2 separate regions of the Homo sapiens genome follow, and region 1 is linked to region 2. Evidence: chromatin loops called from intact Hi-C (ENCODE). Cell type or tissue: pancreas. All regions are shown on one strand. Each heading gives the region's core, and the rest is flanking DNA. Links, peaks and the distances in the headings are about the cores only.

Evidence for each region. A loop is a pair of places that touch in the nucleus more often than their neighbours do. Peaks named below come from ENCODE experiments on the same cell type or tissue, not always from the same donor. Only the 100,000 strongest peaks of a DNase experiment are listed, where the experiment ranks them.
Region 1: it touches region 2 in a loop (2.3-fold over the local background); 102 of 110 quality-filtered maps call a loop at or near these places.

What each region holds. Positions count from the first base shown.
Region 1 is chr19:4,846,346-4,858,083 of GRCh38, reverse strand. It overlaps PLIN3 (perilipin 3), which reads left to right. Exons shown (of 8, transcript NM_005817.5): 5 at 5,783-6,068; 6 at 10,194-10,393. Among named protein-coding and RNA genes, the nearest start is that of PLIN3, 15 kb to the left of the region's middle. RefSeq lists a silencer at 6,238-6,327. In pancreas, for the core only: a CTCF peak has its summit at 6,261 (motif pointing right); DNase peaks (open chromatin) are centred at 5,863 and 6,253.
Region 2 is chr19:4,804,560-4,816,297 of GRCh38, reverse strand. TICAM1 (TIR domain containing adaptor molecule 1) reads left to right here. Exons shown (of 2, transcript NM_182919.4): 2 at 1-366. The coding sequence ends at 59. Among named protein-coding and RNA genes, the nearest start is that of FEM1A, 19 kb to the right of the region's middle. RefSeq lists enhancers at 316-445, 3,071-3,160, 3,311-3,390, 2,580-3,779. In pancreas, for the core only: CTCF peaks have their summits at 4,461 (motif pointing left) and 6,547 (motif pointing left); DNase peaks (open chromatin) are centred at 4,437 and 6,507; H3K27ac peaks cover 1,350 bases.

The DNA.
Region 1 (11,738 bases), core at 3,404-8,403, 43 kb before region 2:
CCAGGATGGTCTCAATCTCTTGACCTCGTGATCCTCCCGCCTCGGCCTCCCAAAGTGCTGGGATTACAGGCATGAGCCACTGTGCCCGGCCCCCTCTTTTTTTTTTTAAGATGGAGTTTCGCTCTTGTTGCCCAGGCTGGAGTGCACTGGTGCAGTTTCAGCTCACTGCAACCTCCACCTCCCAGGTTCAAGCGATTCTCCCGCCTCAGCCTCCCGAGTGGCTGGGATTACAGACATGTGCCACCACACCTGGCCAATTTTTGTATTTTTAGTAGAGATGGGGTTTTACCATGTTGGTCAGGCTGGTCTCGAGCTCCCGACCTCAGGTGATCCACCTGCCTTGGCCTCCCAAAGTGTTGGGATTACAGACATGAGCCACCAGGCCCAGCCTGGGTCCCACTTTCTTTTCTACAGAATGGCAATGCTGACCTGGGGTTAACACCTGAAGGCCCAGAACAGCACATGGCTTGTAGCAAATGTTGGCTCTTAACATTAAAAAAAAAAATTTTTTTTTTGAGACAGGTTCTCACTCTGTCACCCAGGGTGGGGTGCAGTAGTGTGATCATGGCTCAACTGCAGCCTTGAACTCCTGGGCTCAAGTGATCCTCCCATCTCAGCTTCCCAAGTAGCTGGGACCACAGGCATGCACCACCATGCCTGGCTATTTTTAATTTTTTGTAGAGACGAGTTTTCACCATGTTGCCCAGGCTGTTCTCAGACTCCTGGGCTCAACAGATCCTCCTGCCTCAGCCTCCTGAGTAGCTGGGACTAGGTGCATCCACCACGCCTGGCTAATTTTTGTACTTTTTGTCAAGACGGAGTCTCGCCATATTGCCCAGGCCGGTCTCCAACTCTTGGGCTCAAGCAATCCTCCTGCCTCAGCCCCACAAAGTGCTAGAATTATAGGAGTGTGCCACTGTGCCCTACCTCAGTTTCCCTTAATCACCGCTTTTTAAAGACCCTGTCTCTAAATACAGCCACATTCTTACCCCTGGGGATCAGGACTTCAACATAAGAATTTGGGGTTGAGGGGGCCATAATTCAACCTATAACAGCCTGGGATGAAAAAATGAGGCACAGACCAGGCGTGGTGGCTCACGCCTTACTCCCAGCACTTTGGGAGGCCGAAGCGTGCAGATCACTTGAGATCAGGAGTACGAGACCAGCCTGGCCAACATGGTGAAACCCTGTGTCTACTAAAAATTCAAAAATCAGCCAGGCGTGATGGTGAGTTCCTATAATCTCAGCTACTCGGGAGGCTGAGGCACGAGTATCACTTGAACCTGGGAGGCAAGAGGTTGCAGTGAGCCGAGATCGTGCCACCACGCTCCAGCCTGGGCAACAGAGCAAGGCTCTGTCTCAAAAAAAAAAAAAAAAACACCCTCCTTCAGATAAGTGTGAGGCTTAATCGGTTATTGTTTGTCTCCCCAGCTGGGACCAGGGCACAGGCTGCCTGCTTTGTGGCTGTGTCCAGTGCCCAGCAGGCAGCCTGGCACAGGGTAGATGCTTATTTTTTTAGTTTTTTGAGACAGAGTGTTGCTCTTGTTGCCCAGGCTGGAGTGCAATGGTGCGATCTCGGCTCACTGCAACCTCCGCCTCTCGGGCTCAAGCGATTCTCCTGCCTCAGCCTCCCGAGTAGCTGGGATTACAGGCATGCACCACCATGCCTGGGTAATTTTATCTTTTTAGTAGAGATGGGGTTTCTCCATGTTGGTCAGGCTGGTCTCGAACTCCCAACCTCAGGTGATCTGCCTGCCTCGGCCTCCCAAAGTGCTGGGATTACAGGTGTGAGCCACCGCGCCCTGCAGATAGATGCTTATTAAGTATTCAGGTGCTCCATGTCCGCTTCAGCCCAGTGGTTACAGAAGGGCCACCCTCGGGTACCACCTGCTTGTGTCTGGGTCTGTAGCATCAGAAATAGGTGATCCCTGGGTTGGAGGCAGGACAAGCCAGCCGCATCCCAGCATCCTTGGACTTTCCCTGAGACCACCTGCAGGGACAGGCAGCTTATTCATCCACTTGCTATTGAGTGCCTACTGTATGCCGGGGAGCTGTGCTGTCCCATCATGGTTAGACTTCCTCACCTCCCATTTATGCAGAAATGGCCTTAGCTGGGAAACAGCAGAGCGGTTGTCAACTTGCATTTTTTTTTTTTTTTTGAGACAAGGTCTTGCTCTGTAGCCCAAGCTAGAGTGCAGTGGCGTGATCTTGGCTCACTACAGCCTTGACCTCCTAGACTTAGGCAATCCTCCCAGCTCTCAGCCTCCTGAGAAGCTGGGACTACAGGTGTGCACCACCACACCTGACTAATTTTTTAATTTTTTGTAGGAATGGGGTCTTGCTATATTGCCCAGGCTGGTCTCAAACTCCCAGGCTAGCCAGGCACGGTGGCTCACGCCTGTAATCCCAGCACTTTGGGAGGCCGAGGCGGGCGGATCACGAGATCAGAACAACAGAGCGAGACTCCATCTCAGAAACAAAACAAAAAACAAACTCCTGGGCTCAAGCAATCCTCCTGCCTGCCTTGGCTTCCCAAAGTGCTGGGATTATAGTTGTGAGCCACTATGCCCAGCCATGCCTACACCTTATCAGCAAAGGCCAATAGTGGGCTTGGCTGAGGGGGGATGGAAACTGCTGAGCTTACAGGAAGATGGGAAACGTCAACCAGGAGCCCCCGTCTCAGGGCCAAGCCCTTGCTTCCCTTTCTCTCCCACTGATAGCGTAGGAGGCCAACAGTCTTTCTGTTTATAGAAGGGATAAGCTCAGGGTGAATTCTTCAAGGTCACTGAACAGAGCAGCAGCTGGGAGCTTTTTTTTTTTTTTTTTTTTTTTTTCAGATGGAGTCTCGTTCTGTTGCCCAGGCTGGAATGCAGTGGCGTGATCTCAGCCCACTGCAACCTCTGCCTCCTGGGTTCAAGTGATCCTCCTGCCTCAGCCTCCCAAGTAGCTGGGATTATAGGCGCCCATCACTACGCCCAGCAAATTTTTGTATTTTTAGTAGAGATGGGGTTTCACCATGTTGGCCAGGCTGGTCTCGAACTCCTGACCTCAGGTGATCCAGCTGCCTTGGCCTCCCAAAGTGCTGGGATTATAGGCGTGAGTCACCGTGCCCGGCCAATTTTTGTATTTTTTGTAGAGGTGAGGTCTTACTATGTTGCCCAGGCTGTTCTCACACTTCTGGGCCCAAGCGATCCTCCCACCTCAGCCTCCCAAAGTGCCGGGATGACAGGTGTGAGCCACCGTGCCTGGCCTGCTGTGAGCTCTTGACTTTTTGAGAGGTGCAATGCTCTCTCAATTCTGGGCCCTATGAGTTTTTTCCCCCTTTGTGAAGAGGTAACTTTCCCCAGGTTCTGGGGGACGGTGGTGTTGTCAGAGCTAGATTTTAATCCGGGCCAGTGTGAGAACGTGCGTGTTCACTGAGTAGTGGGGCTGTTAGAACCTGACTCTCATCGGGGGCGTTGGCTCATGCTGGCTCACACAGTGAAACCCCGTCTCTACTAAAAATACAAAAAATTAGCCGGCCGTGGCAGTGCACGCCTGTAGTCCCAGCTGCTGGGGAGGCTGAGGCAGGAGAACCGCTTGAACCTGGGAGGTGGAGGTTGCGGTGAGCCGAGATAGTGCCACTGCACTCCAGCCTGGGTGACAAGAGCAAAAACTCTGTAAAAAAAAACAAAAACAAAAACAAAAAACTTGACTCTCACACCCTCTTCCCCCACAAAAAGATGAACTCTCATGAGTACAAGAGGACTGAGTCTTCAGGGAAGCACCAACTTGGGTAGGAATGGGGCAGGTGTGGTTTTCAACTTTGCGGAGAGCCCTCTGCATAGAGATCTGTCTAAAGACTTAGCTTCAGCTGGACACAGTGGCTCATGTCGGTCATCCCAGCACTTTGGGAGGCCAAAGCAGGAGGACTGCTTGAGGCCAGGAGTTCGAAACCAGCCTGGGCAACATGGAGAGTCCTTGTCTCTACAAAAAATAAAAAAATAAGCCGGGTGTGGTGGTGCGTACCTGTAGTCTCAGCTACTTGGGAGGCTGAGGTGGGAGGATCGCTGGAGCCGAAGAGGTCAAGGCTTGAGTAAGCTATGATTGCACCACTGCACTCCAGCCTGAGTGACACAGTGAGACCCTGTCTCAAAAGAAAAAAAAAAAAAAGACTTAGATTCGAGAACAGCAGGTATTGACAGATGAGCGCTCACCATGTGCTGGGTGGGGCGTAGTCAAAGGATTCCATGCAAAGCTTTTTTTTGTTTGTTTGTTTTTGTTTTTTTTTGGAGACAGAGTCTCTCTCTGTCACCCAGGGTGGAGTGCAGTGGTGCAGTCTCGGCTCACTGCAAACTCCACCTCCCGGGTTCAAGGGATTCTCCCGCCTCAGCCTCTTGAGTAGTAAGGATTACAGACATGCACCACTGCACCCGGCTAATTTTTTGTATTTTTTGTCTCTACAAAAAATAAAAAATAAGGCTGGGCGCAGTGGCTCATGCTTGTAATCCCAGCACTTTGGGAGGCCCAGGCAAGTGGATCCCCTGATGTCAGGAGTTCAAGACCAGCCTGGCCAACATGGTGAAACCCGTCTCTACTAAAAATACAAAAATCGGCTCGGCATGGTGGCATGTGCTTGTAATCCCAGCTACTTGGGAGGCTGAGGCAGGAGAATCACCTGAACCCACGTGGCAGAGGTTGCAGTGAATCGAGATTGCACCATTGCACTCTAGCCTGGGCAACAAGAGTGAAACTCCGCCTCAAAAAAATTAATAAATAAATAAAAATAAAAGATAAAAAATAGCCACGAGTGGTGGTACGTGCCTGTGGTCACAGCTACTCGCTGGGGAAGCTGAGGTGGGAGGCTCACTTGAGCCCAGGAGGTGGAGTTTGTAGTGAGCCGAGATTGTGCCACCGCACTCCACCTGGGTGACAGAGGGAGACTCCATCTCAAAAGAAAAAAAATTAAATTGAAAAAAAAAAACAAAAAACAGGCAGAGTGCAGTGGCTCATGCCTGTAATCCTAGCACTTTGGGAGGCTGAGGTGGGCGGATCACTAGGTCAGGAGTTTGAGACCAGCCTGACCAACATGGTGAAACCCCATCTCTACTAAAAATACAAAATTAGCCTGGCGTGGTGGCGCATGCCTGTAATCCCAGCTACTCGGGAGGCTGAGGCAGGAGAATCGCTTGAACCCAGGAGGCGGAGGTTACAGTGAGCCGAGATCACACAATTGCACTCCAGCCTGGGCAACGAGAGTGAAACTCCATCTCAACAACAGCAACAACAAAAAACAATTAGCCAGGCATGGTGGCGGGCACCTGTAATCCCAGCTGCTTCGGAGGCTGAGGCAGGAGAACTGCTTGAACCCGGGAGACAGAGGTTGCAGTGATCTGAGATGGTGTCACTGCACTCCAGCCTGGGCAAGAGAGCAAGACCCTGTCTCCAAAAAAAAAAAAGAAAGAAAGAAATGAGGTACAGGGAGGTAGAGTGACTTTCCTGAAGCCACACAGCTGAGAAGTAGCTAGCTAGGAACGGAGCCTAGGTAGTCTGGCTGCAGAGTATGAGGTCATGCCCACAACTCCAGACTCAGGGTCACCTGGGGGATGGCGCTCCCTGCCTCAGTCTCCCTGGAAGTTGGGGTGCAGGGGAGGGGTGCCCACATACAGAGGGAAGACGGAGATGCTGGGGTCACCCGGGGGATGGCGCTCCCCGCCTCGGTCTCCCTGGAAGTTGGGGTGCAGGGGAGGGGTGCCCAGATATGGAGGGAAGGCAGAGATGCTGATGCTGTTGCATCTCCTAGGTCCTGGCGGACACCAAGGAGCTTGTGTCGTCTAAGGTGTCGGGGGCCCAAGAGATGGTGTCTAGCGCCAAGGACACGGTGGCCACCCAATTGTCGGAGGCGGTGGACGCGACCCGCGGTGCTGTGCAGAGCGGCGTGGACAAGACAAAGTCCGTAGTGACCGGCGGCGTCCAATCGGTCATGGGCTCCCGCTTGGGCCAGATGGTGTTGAGTGGGGTCGACACGGTGCTGGGGAAGTCGGAGGAGTGGGCGGACAACCACCTGCCCCTTACGGATGCCGAACTGGGTAAGTGTGGCCAGCGGGCTGCTCTGGGACCCCTCCCCAGGCCCCCTGACCGGAAGCCGCTGTCGGCCTCCTGGGGTCTGTGCCGACACTCACTGCCGCCTCGTCCCTGCCACTTCTCCCGGGCATCTTGGAATCTCATCACTAACGCAGTCCCCTCTGTCCTGCTCACCAGCTCCCGCCCTCATCCACCACAGTCTCCTCCCCACAGCAGCCACCAGAGGGCGCCTGTGACCACCTGAGTCAGAACCCGTCCCTCTGCCCACAGCCCTCCATGGACCCCACCTCCCCTGGGGTCAAAGCCCAAGTCCTCGTCACAGCCCACAAGGTCCTGCACAACCTCCCCTGTCCTCTCCCCGCCCTCCTCCTCTTCCCCCTTCGCCACTCCGCTCCTGCATAAATACGTGACTAAACTTGAGATCTCACTGAACTGTGACAACAATGCTGGTGTTCCCGCCAGGCCAGACATCCCACTCCAGTCATCTCGGTCACATATTCGCACTCCCTGCACTGTTTATTTGATATTCTTCTTTAATTAATTTATTTATTTATTTAGAGACAGAGTCTCGCCCTGTCACCTAGGCTGGAGTGCAATGGCGTGATCTCAGCTCACTGCAACCTCTGCCTCCTGGGTTCAAGCGAGTCTCCTGCCTCATCCTCCTGAGTAGCTGGGATTACAGGCACCTGCCACCACACAGCTAATTTTTTGTATTTTTAGTAGAAACGGGGTTTCACTATGTTGGCCAGGCTGGTCTCGAACTCCTGACCTTGTGATCTGCCCACCTCGGCCTCCCCAAGTACTGGGATTACAGGTGTGAGCCACCATGCCCGGCCCTTTTTTATTTATTTGTTTTAGAGATAGAGTCTCACTCTCTTGCCCAGGCTGAAGTGCAGTGGTGCGATCATAGCTCAATGCAGCCTCCAACTCCTGGGTTGAGGCGAGCCTCCCATCTCAGCCTCCGAGTAGCTGGGACTACAAGCACACACCATCACGCCCAACTAATTTTTCTTTATTTAATTTTTGGTAAAGACGGGGTCTCCCTCTGTCATCCCAGCTGATCCAGAACTCCTTGGCTGGAGTGATCCTACTGCTTTAGCCCCCCAAAGTGCGGGGATTGGGATTTTTGCAAATAAGTAGCTTAGGATATAGGCAGGGCGCGGTGGCTCAGCCTGTAATCCCAGCACTTTGGTGGGCCGAGGTGGGCAGATCACCTGAAGTCAAGAGTTTGAGACAAGCCTGGCCAACATGGTGAAACCCGGTCTCTACTAAAAATACAAAAATTAGGCCGGGCACGGTGGGTCACGCCTGTAATCCCAGCACTTTGGGAGGCCAAGGCCGGGCGGATCACAGGTTCAGGAGATCGAGACCATCCTGGCTAACACAGTGAAACCCCATCTCTACTAAAAAAAAAAAAAAAAAAAAAAAAAAAATTAGCCGGGCGTGGTGGCGGGTGCCTGTAGTCCCAGCTACTCGGGAGACTGAGGCAGGAGAATGGCATGAACCTGGGAGGCGGAGCTTGCAGTGAGCCGAGATCATGCCACTCCACTCCAGCCTGGGCAATAGAGCTAGACGCCGTCTCAAAAAAATAATAATAATAAAATAAACATTAGCCAGGTGCGGTGGCAGGCGTCTGTAATCCCAGCTACTTGGGAGGCAGAGGTTGCAGTGAGCCAAGATTGGGCCGCTGCACTCCAGCCTGGGCGACAGAGTGAGACTCCATCTCAAAAAAAAAAAAGCATGGGTACAGTAGGAGCAGGATTAAATAAATACATGCAGCTGGGCGCAGTGGCTCATGGCTGTAATCCCAGTACTTTGGGAGGCTGAGGCGGGTGGAGGTTGAGGTCGGGAGTTCGAGACAAGCCTGACCAACATAAAGAAACCCTATCTCTACTAAAAATACAAAATTAGCCAGGCATGGTGGCGCATCCCTGTAATCCCAGCTAACTCGGGAGGCTGAGGCAAGAGAATGGCTTGAATCTGGGAGGCAGAGCTTGTGGTGAGCCAAGACTGCGCCATTGCACTCCAGCCCAGGCAACAAGAGTGAAACTCCATCTCAAAAAAAATAAAGGCCAGGTGTGGTGACTCATGCCTGTAATCCCAGCACTTTCGGAGGCTGAGGCAGCTGGATCACATGGTCAGGAGTTTGAGACCAGCCTGGCCAACATGGTGAAACCCCATCTCTACTAAAAATACAAAAATTAGCCAAGCATGGTGGCACATTCCTGTAATCCCAGCTACTCAGGAGGCTAAGGCAGGAGAATCACTTGAACCCGGGAGGCGGAGGTTGCAGTGAGCCGAGATCATGCCATTGCACTCCAGCCTGGGCAACAGAGTGAGACTCTGTCTCAAAAAAATAAATAAATAAATAAATAAGTAAATAAATACATGCATATACACATATGAACCTACGAACATGGGATGAGGCCAGGCGTGGTGGCTCACACCTGTCATCCCAGCACTTTGGTGGGAGGATTAGTTAAGCCCAGTAGTTCCAGACCAGCCTGGACAACATAGACCCCATCTCTACAAAAAATTTAAAAATTAGCTGGGTGTGCTAGTGCACGCCTGTAGTCCCAGTTGCTATTTGGGAGCTGAGACAGGAGGATCACTTGAGCCTGGGAGTTCAAGGCTACAGTGAGCTATGATTGCACCGCTGCACTCCAGCCTGGGCAACAGAGCGAGACTGTACTTCAAAATATAAAAACCGACAAAACAAACAGATCTAAACATAGAAAAGGTACAGGAAGCCAGGTGCAATGGCTCACACCTGTAAACCTAGCACTTTGGGAGTCTGAGGCGAGCAGATTGCTTGAGTCCAGGATTTCAAGACCAGCCTGGGCAACATAGTGAGACCCCATTCCTACAAAAAGTACAAAAATTAGCCAGGTGTCTTGCCGTAGTCCCAGCTTTATGTAGTCCCAGCTACTCGGGAGGCCAAGGTTGAAGGATAGCTTGAAGCTGGGAGGTTGAGCCTGCAGTAAGCTGAGGTCGTGCCACTGTACTCCAGCCTGGGCAACAGACCGAGACCCTGTCTAAAAAAAAGAAGAAAAAGTACAGGAAAAATACGGTATATATGGTATTATAATCTTATGGGACCACTGTAGTATATGCAGTCCATTGTTGGCTGAAATGTCATTATTCTCTTTTTTTTTTGAGACGGAGTCTCACTCTCACCCAGGCTGGAGTGCAGTGGTGTGATCTTGGCTCACTGCAGCCTCCACCTCCCGGGTTCAAGCGATTCTCCTGCCTCAGCCTCCTAAGTAGCTGAGATTACAGGCTAGTGCCATCACGCCTGGCTAATTTTTGTATTTTTAGTAGAGATGGGGTAGTGCCATGTTGGCCAGGCTAGTCTTGAACTCCTGACCTCAAGTGATCTGCCCGCCTTGGCCTCCCAAAGGGCTGGCATTACTGGCATGAGCCACTGCACCCGGCCTACGGTATTATAATCTTATGGGACCTCTGTAGTATATGTGATGTATTGCTGGCTGGAATGCTGTTATTCTCTGCAGGACTGCATAATGAACATTCAGGCCTATATTCACAGGTTGTCCAAGGCAGGTCTGGCCTGCAGGCCATAGCTTGAGACCCTCCTGCTAGTCTAAGGTCTCTGATTCCTGTGAGGTTTAATTTTCCTTATCCCCGTTTTGCAGATAGGGAAAACCAAGGCAGAATCCTTTGCTCCCAGGCCTTCGAGGTTTATAAGAAGTAGAACTGGGTTATAAACTGGACAGCATGGCCAGGTGTGGTGGCTCACGCCTATAATCACAGCACTTTTGGAGGCCAGTTCGGATGAATCACTGGAGATCAGGAGTTCGAGACCAGCCTGGCCAACATGGTGAAACCCCGTCTCTACTAAAAATACAAAAATTAGCTGGGCATGGTGGCGGGCGCCTGTAATCTCAGTTACTCGGGAGGCTGAGGCAGGATAATCACTTGAACCCGGGAGGCAGAGGTTGCAGTGAGCCGAGATGACACCACTGCACTCCAACCTGGGCGACAGAGCGAGACTCCATCTCTAAATAAATAAATAAATAAACTGGACAGTGTGATTCTTGGGACTGTCTGCATGGGACGAGCCCAGCTGTGTGTTCTGGTCTTCACAGAGACCCTTCTCCTTTTCCTTGCAGCCCGCATCGCCACATCCCTGGATGGCTTTGACGTCGCGTCCGTGCAGCAGCAGCGGCAGGAACAGAGCTACTTCGTACGTCTGGGCTCCCTGTCGGAGAGGCTGCGGCAGCACGCCTATGAGCACTCGCTGGGCAAGCTTCGAGCCACCAAGCAGAGGGCACAGGAGGCTCTGCTGCAGCTGTCGCAGGTCCTAAGCCTGGTGAGGTTCCAGGGGGTCGGGGCCCTGAGCCAGCAGCCTTCACCCCGCAGCAGACACCCACCCAGAGCTCAGTGGCTTATTGCTCACCCCTCTGCAGGCTGGCAGGGCCATTCCCGCTTGCTCCTGGCACTGTATCTGGTTGTACACTCATTTGCTCAGGATGCTGCCACAAACCACACTGTCTGGGGCCGGGCACAGTGGCTCACACCTCTTTGTGTGAGTCCCTCAAGTGCTTTGGGAGCCCAAGGCAGGAGGATCGCATGAGTCCAGGGGTTTGAGACCCACCTGGGCAATATAGCAAGACCCCATCTCTACAAAAAATAATTTAAAACAATTAGCTGGCTGTGGTGGTGCGTGCCTGTAATCTCAGCTACTTGGGAGGCTGAGGTGGGACGATTGCTTGAGCCCAGGAGTTGGAGGCTGCAGTGAGCTATGATTGTGCCACTGCACTGCAGCCTAGTCAACAGAGCAAGACCCCATCTCAAAAAAAAAAAAAAAATCGTGGCCAGGTGCGGTGGCTCATGCCTGTAATCCCAGCACTTTGGGAGGCTGAGGCGGGTGGATCACGAGGTCAGGAGTTCAAGACCAGCCTGGCCAACATGGTGAAACCCCATCTCTACTAAAAATACAAAAATTAGCCAGGTACAATGGCAGGCACCTGTAATCCCAGCTACTCAGGAGGCTGAGGCAGGAGAATCGCTTGAACCCGGGCGGCAGAGATTGCAGTGAGCCGAGATCATGCTACTGCTCTCCAGCCTGGGTGACAAGAGTGAGACTCCATCTCAAAAAAAAAAAAAAAAAATTCGTACTGTCTGGGAAATGTAAACAACAGATATTTATTTTCTCACATTTCTGGAGGCTGGAAGTCCAAGATCAGAGTGTCCTTCTGGGGCCTCTCTCCTTGACTCGTAGACAGCCATCTTCTCTCTGTGTATTCACGTGGTCGTCCCTTCCCTCTGTGTATGTCTGTGTCCTAATCTCTTTTTTTTCTTTGAACGGAGTCTCGCTCTGTTGCCCAGGCGGGAGTGTAGTGGTGCAATCTCAGATCACTGCAACCTCCACTTCCCGGGTTCAAGTGATTCTTGGGCCTCCACGTCCCGAGTAGCTGGGATCACAGGCACTTGCCACCATGCCTGGCTAATTTTTGTATTTTTAGTAGAGATGGGGTTTCACTATGTTGGCCGGGCTGGTCTCAAACTCCTGACCTCAAGTGATCCACCCACCTCAGCCTCCCAAAGTGCTGGGATTACAGACACGAGCCACCACGCACAGCTCTAATCTCCTTATTGAAGGAGACCAGCCCTTTATGGATTGGAGCCCACCCTAATGGATAGCTTCATTTACC
Region 2 (11,738 bases), core at 4,181-9,180:
ACATGTGGAACCAGAGAGGGTCCCAGGCGCCCGAGGACAAGACGCAGGAGGCAGAATGACCGCGTGTCCTTGCCTGACCACCTGGGGAACACCCCTGGACCCAGGCATCGGCCAGGACCCCATAGAGCACCCCGGTCTGCCCTGTGCCCTGTGGACAGTGGAAGATGAGGTCATCTGCCACTTTCAGGACATTGTCCGGGAGCCCTTCATTTAGGACAAAACGGGCGCGATGATGCCCTGGCTTTCAGGGTGGTCAGAACTGGATACGGTGTTTACAATTCCAATCTCTCTATTTCTGGGTGAAGGGTCTTGGTGGTGGGGGTATTGCTACGGTCTTTTAATTATAATAAATATTTATTGAATGCTTCCGCAGCGCCATTGTCTTCTGGGACACCTTCTGCCTGGCTATTTGTTATAAAACACGTGGCTCCCGCTCCCGCAAAAGGGAACAGGAAGCGGGAAGTGCACGCCTCTTCTTGGAGGGCATAGACCGGCCTTTGCCCTCATCCCATTGGCCAGAATATAATCACATGGCCCTGCTCCTGCCGCAAGGAACCCTGGGAAATGTAGTCCTTTCTGAACGGCCGTGTGCCTCCCGAGTCGGGGTTCTAATACCAGGAAAGGTGGAGGGAAAAGATATTGTTGAGGGCGGGGAGGGTGCAGCCTGGGCAGCATGGTGAGACCGCGTCTCTTCAAAAATACAAAAGTTAGCTGGGCGTGGTGGTGCACGCCTGTAGTCTCAGGTACTCAGGAGGCTGAGGTGGGAGGATTGCTTGAGCCCAGGAGCCGAAGGCTGCAGTGAGCTATGAATGAATGAATGAATGAATGAATGAATGAGTGAGCGAGTGAGTGAATGAATGAATGAGTGAATGAGTGAGTGAATAAATGAACGAGTCAGTGAATGAATGAGTGAAAGAATGAACGAGTGAATGAATGAGTGAATGAATGAACGAGTGAGTGAATGAATGAGTGAATGAATGAACGAGTGAGTGAATGAATGAGTGAATGGATGAGTGAGTGAAAGGATGAGTGAATGAATGAATGAGTGAGTGAATGAATGGATGAGTGAATAAATGCATGAATTTGAATGAATGCCATTGGGGGACATTTAGCAGTTTTTGCTGCAGCCCTTCCTTTTTCTTTGGGGTCTGCCTTTGATGCCCCCACCAAGGTTGGACTCCGATGCCACTGTGTGACATTTGGCAAGTGCCTCCCCTGTCGGAGCCTCTGCTTTTTCATCTGAGAAATGGGTCTGTGGAGGCTGTTGTTTCAAGGCCTCAGCGGATCATATGCAGAACCACATATCAGGTACACCATACCTGGGTAGCAGGTGCAGCACTCATTAAGTATGGGGACCCACATGGAAGGGATTAATATTTTTCAGGGTGACAGACCTTCTAAGAATAAGAATGGAGCCAAGGTTTGTTGGACACTTAACATGTATTGATTCTGGAGTGTCTAAATACATAAACAAGACTGGGTGCTGTGGTGGCTCACATCTGTAATTAATCCCAGAACTTTGGGAGGTTGAAGTGGGAGGGTTGCTTGAGGCCAGGAATTCAAGACCAGCTTGGGCAACATAATGAAACCCCATCTCTATTTTTTTTTTTTCCTGAGATGGAGTCTGGCTCTCTCACCCAGGATGGAGTGCAGTGAAGAGAGCTCAGCTCACTGTAACCTCCACCTCTCGGGTTCAAGCTATTCTCCTGCCTCAGCCTCCCGAGTAGCTGGGATTACAGGAGCTCGCCACCACACCCGGCTAATTTTTGTATTTTTAGTAGAGATGGGGTTTCGCCATGTTGGCCACGCTGGTCTGAAACTCCTGACCTCAGGTGATCCACCTGCCTTGGGCTCCTAAAGTGCTGGGATTACAGGCGTAAGCCACCACACCCAGCCGCATCTTTCTTATTTATGTATGTATTTATTTATTTATCAACTGAATAAGACATCCAACTCTTTTTAAAAAATAAATAAATAAATAGGCCAGGCATGGTGGCTCACATCTGTTATCCCAGCACTTTTGGAGGCCAAGGCAGGCGGATCACTTGAGGTCAGGAGTTCGAGACCAGCCTGGCCAACATGATGAAACCCTGTCTCTACTAAAAATAGAAAAACCAGCTGGGCATGGGGCACACACCTGTAGTCTCAGCTACTTGTGAGGCTGAGGCAGGAGAATCGCTTGAACCTGGGAGGCGGAGATTGCAGTGAACTGAGATTGCGCCACTGCACTCCAGCCTGGGCAACAGAGCAAGACTCTGTATCAGTAAATACATACATAAATAAATAAAAATAGGCAGGGCATGGTGGCTCATGCCTGTAATCCCAGCACTTTGGGAGGCCGAGGTGGGTGGATCACCTGAGGACAGGAGTTCGAGACCAGCCTGGCCAACATGGTAAAACCCCGTCTCTACTAAAAATACAAAATTAGCTGGGTGTGGTGGTGGGTGCCTGTAATCCCAGCTACTTGGGAGGCTAAGGCAGGAGAATCGCTTGAACTCGGGAGGTGGAGGTTGCAGTGAGCCGAGATTGCACCACTGCACTCCAGCCTGGGTGACGAGAGTGAAACTCCATCTCCAAAAATAACAATAAAATAATAAAATAAAAATAAATAGGGAGGCACGGTGTTGCAGGCCCGTTGTCCTGGCGTGTAAGGAGGCGAGGCCAGACGTTTGAGATCAGCCTGGGCAACATAGGAAGGCCTCATCTATATAACAAAAAATTAAATACATAAATAAACAAACACATTTTCATCCTCAAAATGACCCCTCAAGGTAGAAGCTTCTATTATGGACCCACCTTACAGATGGGGAAAACCGAGGCCTAAAGAGATTAATTCTGACTCCAAAACTCACACAGATCAGAAACGGGGAATCACAATGGAAGGAGCTGAACTTCCAAGGGAGGAAACAAAGGAGGGTCCTCGAAGGTGAAACTGGACTCACTGAGCTGGGAAGCTGAGGAGCCCCTCCCTCCTGACAACCTGATTTGACTTTGCAGGCTCCTTCCTCCATTGCCAGGCCACATGGAAGCAGGCTGGTGTGAATCACCCAGCAGCCATGCACTACTTGCTATTTTAGTTGTTGACTCAGACTTTGTCAGAGCTCTGGTCCCGGTGGCAGCCGCAGCGGCCCAGAAGTGAAACCTGGGGAGTGGAGTTCTGAGATGAGATTCCAGGGTGCAGTGAGGTTGTTCCCAACAAAGGGTTTCGGACCATCCAGGCCGGAACCAGCTGCAAATACCTGAGCAGGGGCAGTGAACTGGCTATTCCTTCATTTGACCAACGTTCATCCAGCGCCTACTGTGTGCTGGGAGTTGTCCCAGACAGCAGACAGAAGTGATTAGTCATTGGCTGTCATTTCCGTAGGGGAGGAGAGGAAGGAATAGTAAACAAATTATAAAAGAAGAAAGCAAAATAGTTTCAGAAAGTGAAGAGCCTTCGGGCTGGGTGCGGTGGCTCACCCCTGTAATCCCAGCACTTTGGGAGGCTGAGGCGGGCGGATCATGAGGTCAGGAGATCGAGATCATCCTGGCTAACAGGGTGAAACCTCGTCTCTACTAAAAATACAAAAAATTAGCCAGGCGTGGTGGCACGCGCCTGTAATTCCAGATACTTGGGAGGCTGAGGCAGAAGAATCATTTGAACCCAGGAGGTAGAGGTTGCTGTGAGCTGAGATGGGGCTATTGCACTCCAGCCTGGACAACAAGAGCAAAACTCTGTCTCAAAAACAAAAAACAGGCCGGGCGCGGTGGCTCACGCCTGTAATCCCAGCACTTCGGGAGACCGAGGCGGGCGGATCATGAGGTCAGGAGATCGAGACCATCCTGGCTAACACGGTGAAACCCCGTCTCTACTAAAACTACAAAAAATTAGCCGGGCGTGGTGGCGGGCACTTGTAGTCCCAGCTACTCGGGAGGCTGAGGCAGGAGAATGGCGTGAACCCGGGAGGCGGAGCTTGCAGTGAGCCGAGATCGCACCACTGCACTCCAGCCTGGGCGACAGAGCGAGACTCCGTCTCAAAAAAAAAAAAAGAAGTGGTGGTGGGAGTGTCTCAGGAGAAAGAATTTCAGCAGGGGTGGCCGAAGGGGCTCTCTAGGAGGGGGTGTTGGAGTTGAGACCTGGGGGGAAGAAAAGGAGTCAGTCATGGGAAGAGCTGGAGGTGAAAGTGGGAATGACCTTCTAGGCAGAGGGCACAGCCCATGCAAAGGCCCTGGGGGCAGATGGCACCTGGTGTGTTGGAGGAACAGCGAGGAGGCTGGAGCAGAGTGAGCGACGGGCAGAGAGGGAGGAGGGGAGGGCGAAAAGGGGATGGGGCAGGTTAAGCAGGGCCTGGTGGGTCATGGGGAGGTCTTGGGCTTTGACCCCCAGGCGGGTGGGAGCCATGCAGGGCTGTGGGCAGAGGAGGGACAGGACCTGACTCCAGTGCTCACAGGTGCCCTCTGGTGGCCGCTGCAGGGAGGACAGACCTTGGTGGGCCAGGGCTGATGCTGGGGCACCAGGGTGGAGGCGACTGCACTGGTCTGGGTGAGTGATGTTGGCTGGGGCTGGACCAGGTAGAGACAAGAGCAGAGGAGATGTGGGCACATTCAGGGCCTGCCCAGTTCAGAGGACCCTTTCCTGTTCCTTAAAGTGACTGAAAAAGAATTCGGCCCAGGAACCTTCACTTGTCCCAGGTCAGCCAGGCTGGCCTCGGCAGCAGGAACAGCGGGTTCAAGCCCCTGCTTCTCCCTGAGATAGTGTGGCACTTGGGGCAAGACACAGCCTTCCTCTTCCTCTTCTTCTTCTTCTTCCTCCTCCTCCTCTTCCTCTTCTTCTTCCTCTTCCTCCTCCTCTTCCTCTTCCTCTTCTTCTTCTTTCTTCTTCTTTCTTCTTCTTCTATTTTGTGACAGAGTTTCACTCTTCTTGCCCAGGCTGGAGTGCAATGGTGGAATCTCGGCTCACTGCAACCTCCGCCTCCTGGGTTCAAGCAATTCTCCTGCCTCAGCCTCCTGAGTAGCTGGGATGACAGGCACCCACCACCACATCCAGCTAAATTTTTTTTTTTTTTTTTTTTTTTTTTTTTAGTAGAGACAGGGTTTCCTCATGTTGGCCAGGCTGGTCTTGAACTCCTGACCTCAGGTGATCCACCTGCTTCGGCCTCCCAAAGTGCTGGGATTACAGGCGTGAGCCACCGCGCCCGGCCGGCAGCCTTTTTCTGGGCCTCATCTTCCTCATTTGTACCATAGACCTCACGTCTGGAACTCCCATTCCCAGCTGTCTCCACATACCTCCTGTAGATCTGTAAAGCAGGGTCATTTTGAATGCCCTGAGGGTCGGGCACGGTGGCTGACGTCTGTAATCCCAGCAGTTTGGGAGGCCGAAGTGGGAGGATCACATGAAGCCAGGACTTTGAGATCAGCCTGGTCAACACAGTGAGAATCCTGTCTCAATGAAATGAAATGAAATAATGAAATAAAAAGCCAGGCTTGGTGGCACCCACCTGCTGTCCCAGCTACTGGGAGGCTGAAGCAGGAGGATCCCTTGAGCCCAGGAAGTCAAGGCTGCAGTGAGATATCATGGTGTCACTGCACTCCAGCCTGGGTGACAAAGCTGGACCTTGTCTCAAAAAAAAAAAAAAGCTCAGGCTCCTTGGCTCACGCCTGTAATCCCAGCACTTTGGGAGGCCAAGATGGGAGGATCATTTGAGGTCAGGATTTAAAAGACCAGCCTGACCAACATGGTGAAACCCTGTCTGTACTAAAAATACAAAAATTAGCCGAGCGTGGTGATGCGTGCCTTTAATCCCAGCTACTCAGGAGCCTGAGGCAGGAGAATTGCTTGAACCTGGGAGGTGGAGGTTGCAGTGAGCCGAGATCACGCCACCGCACTCCAGCCTGGGCTACGGAGTGAGACTCTGTCTCAAAAAAAAGAAAGAAAGAGGCCGGGCGCAGTGGCTCACACCTGTAATCCCAGCACTTTGGGAGGCCCAGGCAGGCGGATCACGAGGTCAGGAGATCAAGACCATCCTGACCAACATGGTGAAACCCCGTCTCTACCAAAAATACAAAAAAATTAGCCAGGCGTGGTGGCGGGCGCCTGTAGTCCCAGCTACTCAGGAGGCTGAGGCAGGAGAATGGCGTGAACCTGGGAGGCGGAGCTTGCAGTGAGCTGAGATCGCACCACTGCACTCCAGCCTGGATGACAGAGCGAAACTCCATTAAAAAGAAAAGAAAAGAAAAGAAAAGAAATCTATGTTGTCCAGTGCTGGAGACAGACAGTATTAGGCAGTTATGGGGTGATGGGGGCTCTGATGGGGAAGCTGTGGGACCCCAAAGGGGACCCTAGACTGGCCTGGGGAGATTAAAGGAAGTTTCTGAAAGAAGGAAGTAAGCTAAGACCTCAGGCCTTCATTGGAATGAGCCACGGGCGGGGAGAGAGTTCTAGAAGGTGGTACAGCATGGGTGAAGGTCTGGAAGGTCTGGAAGGCAGCTCCAGGCAGGACCAGGTCCCCAGCTCTAGGGGCTCAGCTGCGATTTGCGCTGCCCCAGCGCCCTCTGGTGGCCACCGCCCGCCGGCCCCACGTGGCCACGAAAGCCCAGATTCCCTGGGAGCCTAACAGCCTTGAAGAAAAATAGGAAGAAAAAAAAATAAGAAAATGTCCCATTTATTTCTTTATTTATTTTGAGATGGAGTTTTTGCTCTTGTTGCCCAGGCTGGAGTGCAGTGGCGCGATCTTGGCTCACTGCAACTTCCACCTCCCGGTTTCAAGCGATTCTCCTGCCTCAGTCTCTCAAGTAGCTGGGATTACAGGCATGCACCACCATGCCCAGCTAATGTTGTGTTTTTAGTAGAGACGAGGTTTCTCCATATTGGCCAGGCTGGTCTCGAACTCCTGACCTCAGGTGATCTGCCCGCCTTGGCCTCCCAAAGTGCTGGGATTACAGGCGTGAGCCACCGAGCCCGGCCCAATGTCCCCTCTATTTAAAAACGGTGAAATGTGAATAAATAACAGAGGATTTCTTTCTGGAAGTCAGTATACACACAGCCAGACCGGGCTGGGCAGCTATATGTGCCTGCTTGGAATGATCTCTTTCTGATACATATTTTTTTGAGACCAACTCTTACTCTGTCGCCCAGGCTGGAGTGCAGTGGCCTGATCTCAGCTCATTGCAGCCTTCGCCTCACAGGTTTAAGCAATTCACCTGCCTCAGCTTTCCGAGTAGCTGGGATTACAGGCATGCGCCACCACGGCCAGCTAATTTTTGTATTTTTAGTAGAGATGGGGTTTCACATATGTTGTCCAAGCTGGTCTTGAACTCCTGAGTAGCTGGGATTACAAGCATGCGTCACCATGCCCAGCTAATTTTGTATTTTTAGTGGAGACGGGGTTTATCCATGTTGGTCAGGCTGGTCCTGAACTCTTGACCTTAGGTGATCCACCTGCCTCGGCCTCCCAAAGTGCTGGGATTACAGGCCTGAGCCACTGTGCCCGGCATTTATTATTATTATTGTTTATTTTTTATTTTTTGAGATGGCGTCTCGCCCCGGCACCCAGGCTGGAGTGCAGTGGCGTGATCTCCACCTCCTGGTTCAAGCGATTCTTGTGCCTCAGCCTTCCAAGTAGCTGGGATTACAGGGGCCCGCCACCACACCCAGCTATTTTTTATATTTTTAGTAGGAGACGGGGGTTTTACCATGTTGGCTAGGTTGGTCTCGAACTCCTGACCTCAGGTGATCTGCCCACCTCGGCCTCCCAAAGTGTTGGGATTACAGGCGTGAGCCACTGCGCCTGGTCCTGTTATTTCTTAAGTGGAGACATCAGTGGTTTTTACTGTATTCACTATATTATGCAACTATTGCCACTATCTAATTTCAGAAACTTTCATCACCCCAAAAAGCAGCACTGGAACCATCAGCTGACACTGCCCACTGCCTCCCCCCAGCCCCGGCACCCATGCATCCCCTTCCTGTTTCTGTGGATGAGCCTGTCCTGAACATTTCACAGAAATTGGATCACGTGGCCGGGCGCGGTGTCTCACACCTGTAATCCCAGCACTTTCGGAGGCCAAGGCAGGTGGATCACAAGGTCAGGAAATCGAGACCATCCTGGCTAACACGGTGAAACCCCGTCTCTACTAAAAATATAAAAAAATTAGCCGGGCGTGGTGGCGGGCGCCTGTAATCCCAGCTACTCGGGAGGCTGAGGCAGGAGAATGGCGTGAACCTGGGAGGCAGAGCTTGCAGTGAGCCGAGATCACGCCACTGCACTCCAGCCTGGGCAACAGAGCGAGACTCCATCTCAGAAAAAAAAAAAAAGAAAGAAATTGGATCACACACTGTGTGGCCTTTTGTGTCTGCCTTCTCTCACTGAGCAAAACATGAATATGTTTTCTGATGCCCATCCTATTTTTTGAGACAGGGTCTCATTCTGTTACCCAGCCTGCAGTGCAGTGGCAAGATCATGGTTCACTGTAGCCTTGAACTCCTGGGCTCAAGCGATCCTCCCGCCTCAGCTTCCCAGGTAGCGGGGACTACAGGCAGGCACCACCACACCCGGCTAACTTTTGTATTTTTTTGTAAAGACAAGAATCTCACTATGTTACCCAGGCTGATCTCAAACTCCTGGGTTCAAGCGATCCTACTGCCTTGGCCTCCCAAAGTACTGGGATTACAGGCGTGAGCCACTGCACCCGGCCCTTAGTTTCTTCTAGAAGCATCTGTTGCCCTCCTGGGCTTGGCATGATGCTGAGCCTTTGCCAGGGGTCACCCTGCTGCTCAAGCTAGAGACTGCATGACCCAGACCCTGCGGGCTCCCTCCAGGAACTGAAAGAGGAAGTTTCTGAGGCTGCACAGCCAGGACCCGCTTGGCCCCTCTGGCCATGAAAATAAAGGGCCCTTCTGGAAGGCAGGGGCCAGGGTGCAGCTTCACTTCCTACAGGCTTTGCACCAGAACAGAATTTCCAGAAGTTCCCCCAGGATCCTCTTCCTGTCCTGTCCTTCCTGTGAAACTATTACCATCCACCACCCACCCCAGCCGCATGTCCCAGAAATTGCTCTGCTCAGCCAGGCGCGGTGGCTGACGTCTGTAATCCCAGCACTTTGGGAGGCTGAGGCTGGTGGATGACTTGAGCCCAGGAGTTCGAAACCAGCCTGGCCAACATGGTGAAACCCCGTCTCCACAAAAATTACAACAAATAGCTGAGCGTGGTGGCACACGCCTGTAATCCCAGCTACTTGAGAGGCTGAGGCAGGAGAATCGCTTGAACCCGGGAGGCAGAGGTTGCAGTGAGCCGAGATCTCACCACTGCACTCCAGCCTGGGCGGCAGAACAAGACTCTGTCTGAAAATAAATAAATAAATAAATAAATAATAAAATAAAATTGGCCGGGCACTGTGGCTCACTCCTGTAATCCCAGCTACTAAGGAGGCTGAGGCAGAAGAATCGCTTGAACCTGGGAGGCAGAGGTTGGAGTGAGCCGAGATCTCACCATTACACTGCAGCCTGGGCGACAGAGCGAGATTCTGTCTCAAAAAAATACAATAAAATATAAAATAAAAAGAATAAAAAGAAACTGCTCTGCTCAAGGTCCTTGGTGATCTTGTGTTGTTAAATCCAGGGTCAGTTTTACATCTGCCTTGACCTCTGGCCTTTGTCACTCTGCTCCAGCCATGTGAGCCTTCCCGTTGTTCCTATAACATGTTGGGTGCGGTCCTGCCTCAGGGCCTTTGCACAGGCTGTGACTTCAGCCTGGAATGCCCTTCCCCCAGGTACCTACATGGCTCCCTCATCACTTGCTTCAGATCTTTGCTCAAACATCACCGTCTGGCTGAGCTGGTGGTGGGCACCTGTTGTCCCAGCTGCTCCAGAGGCTGAGGTGGGAGGGTCGTTTGAGCCCAGGAGTTCGAGGCTGCAGTGAGCTATGATCAATCACGCCACTGCACTCCAGCCTGGGCGACAGAGCGGGATGCTGTCTCTTGATTCCCTGTGGTATCAAAGGCCTCACCCTCTCCATGCGTGCTCCTCATTTAAAATTCATTCAAGGCTGGACATGGTGGCTCACGTCTGTCATCCCAGCACTTTGGGAAACCGAGGCAGGGGGATGCCTTGAGGTCAGGAGTTCAAGACCAACCTGGCCAACATGGTGAAACTCCATCTCTAACAAAAATACAAAAAATTAGCTGGGCCTGGTGGTACCTGTAAAAAAAAAAAATTAAAAAATTAAATAAAATTGGCCGGGCACTGTGGCTCACGCCTGTAATCCCAGCTACTCAGGAGGCTGAGGCAGGAGGATTGCTTGAACCTGGGAGGCAGAGGTTGCAGTGAGCCGAGATCATACCACCGCATTCCAGCCTGGGTGACAGAGCAAGACCCTGTCTCAAAAAAATAAAAATTAATATAATATAATATAATATAATATAATATAATATAATATAATTCATTCAAAACAGAACCCACCAGATCCCCTGAATAGGCTTCATCTTTCCACAGCACTTTGGAGTTTGAGACAAATACAATCAACTTATTCATGGCCCACATGTCTATGGTCTGCCTGTCCGTGGGCTTTATTGTGGGATCCCAAGGTATGGTCTATAGCAGATGCTCAATAAATGTTTGAATTTGAATTGATCCCCAAGTCTTTTTTTTTTTTTTTTTTTTTTGAGATGGAGTTTCACTCTTGTTGCCCAGGCTGGAGTGTAGTGGTGCTATCTCGGCTCACTGCAACCTCTGCCTCCCGGGTTCAAGTGATTCTCCTGCCTCAGCCTCCCAAGTAGCTGGGATTACAGGCACACGCCACCATGCCCAGCTAATTTTGTATTTTTAGTAGAGACAGTGTTTCACTGTGTTGGTCAGGCTGGTCTCGAGCTCCTGACCTCAAATGATCTACCCGCCTCGGCCTCCCAAAGTGCTGGGATGACAGGTGTGAGCCACCACACCCGGTGGATGCCCAAGTCTTTTTAAAAATTAATTAATTAATTAATTAATTTATTTATTTATTTATTTTTGAAACAAGGTCCCACTCTGTCACCCAGGCTGGAATGCAGTGGTCTGATCACAGCTCACTGCAGCCTCAACACTTCCAGGCCAAGCAATCCTCCCACCTCAGCCTCCTGCGTAGCTGGGACCACAGGTGCACACCATCACACCCAGGTAATTTTTGTAAAGATGGGGTTTTGCTGTGTTGCCCAGGCTGGTTTCAAACTCCTGGGTTCAAGTAATCTGTCCAGCTCAGCCTCAGGCTCGCAAAGTGCTGGGATTACAAACATGCACCACCATGCCCAGCTGCTTTTTTTTTTTTTTTGAGACAGGGTCTCACTGTTGCTCAGGCTGAAGTGCAGTGGTGCGATCACAGCTCACTGCGGCCTGGACCTCCCAGGCTCAAGCAATCCTCCCATCTCAGCCTCCTGAGTAACTGGGATTACAGGCATGTGCCACCACACGCAGCTAATTTTTTTGTATTTTCAGTAGAGACGGTATTTCACCATGTTGGCTAGGCTGGTCTCGAACTCCTGACCTCAAATGATTCACCTGCCTCATCTTCCCAAAGTGCTGGGAATACAGGCGTGAGCCACTGTGCCCGGCCCTACATTTTTTGTAGAGATGGAGTTTCACCATGTTGCCCAGGCTGGTCTCGAACTCCTGGGCTCAAGCAATCCTCCCGCCTTGGCCTTCCAGTGTTGGGACTGCAGGCATGAGCCTCTGCGCCTGGCCTCAAGTCAGTTTTTCCGTTTCTCGATTCCACGTTCGCTTCCTGCTAGCCGG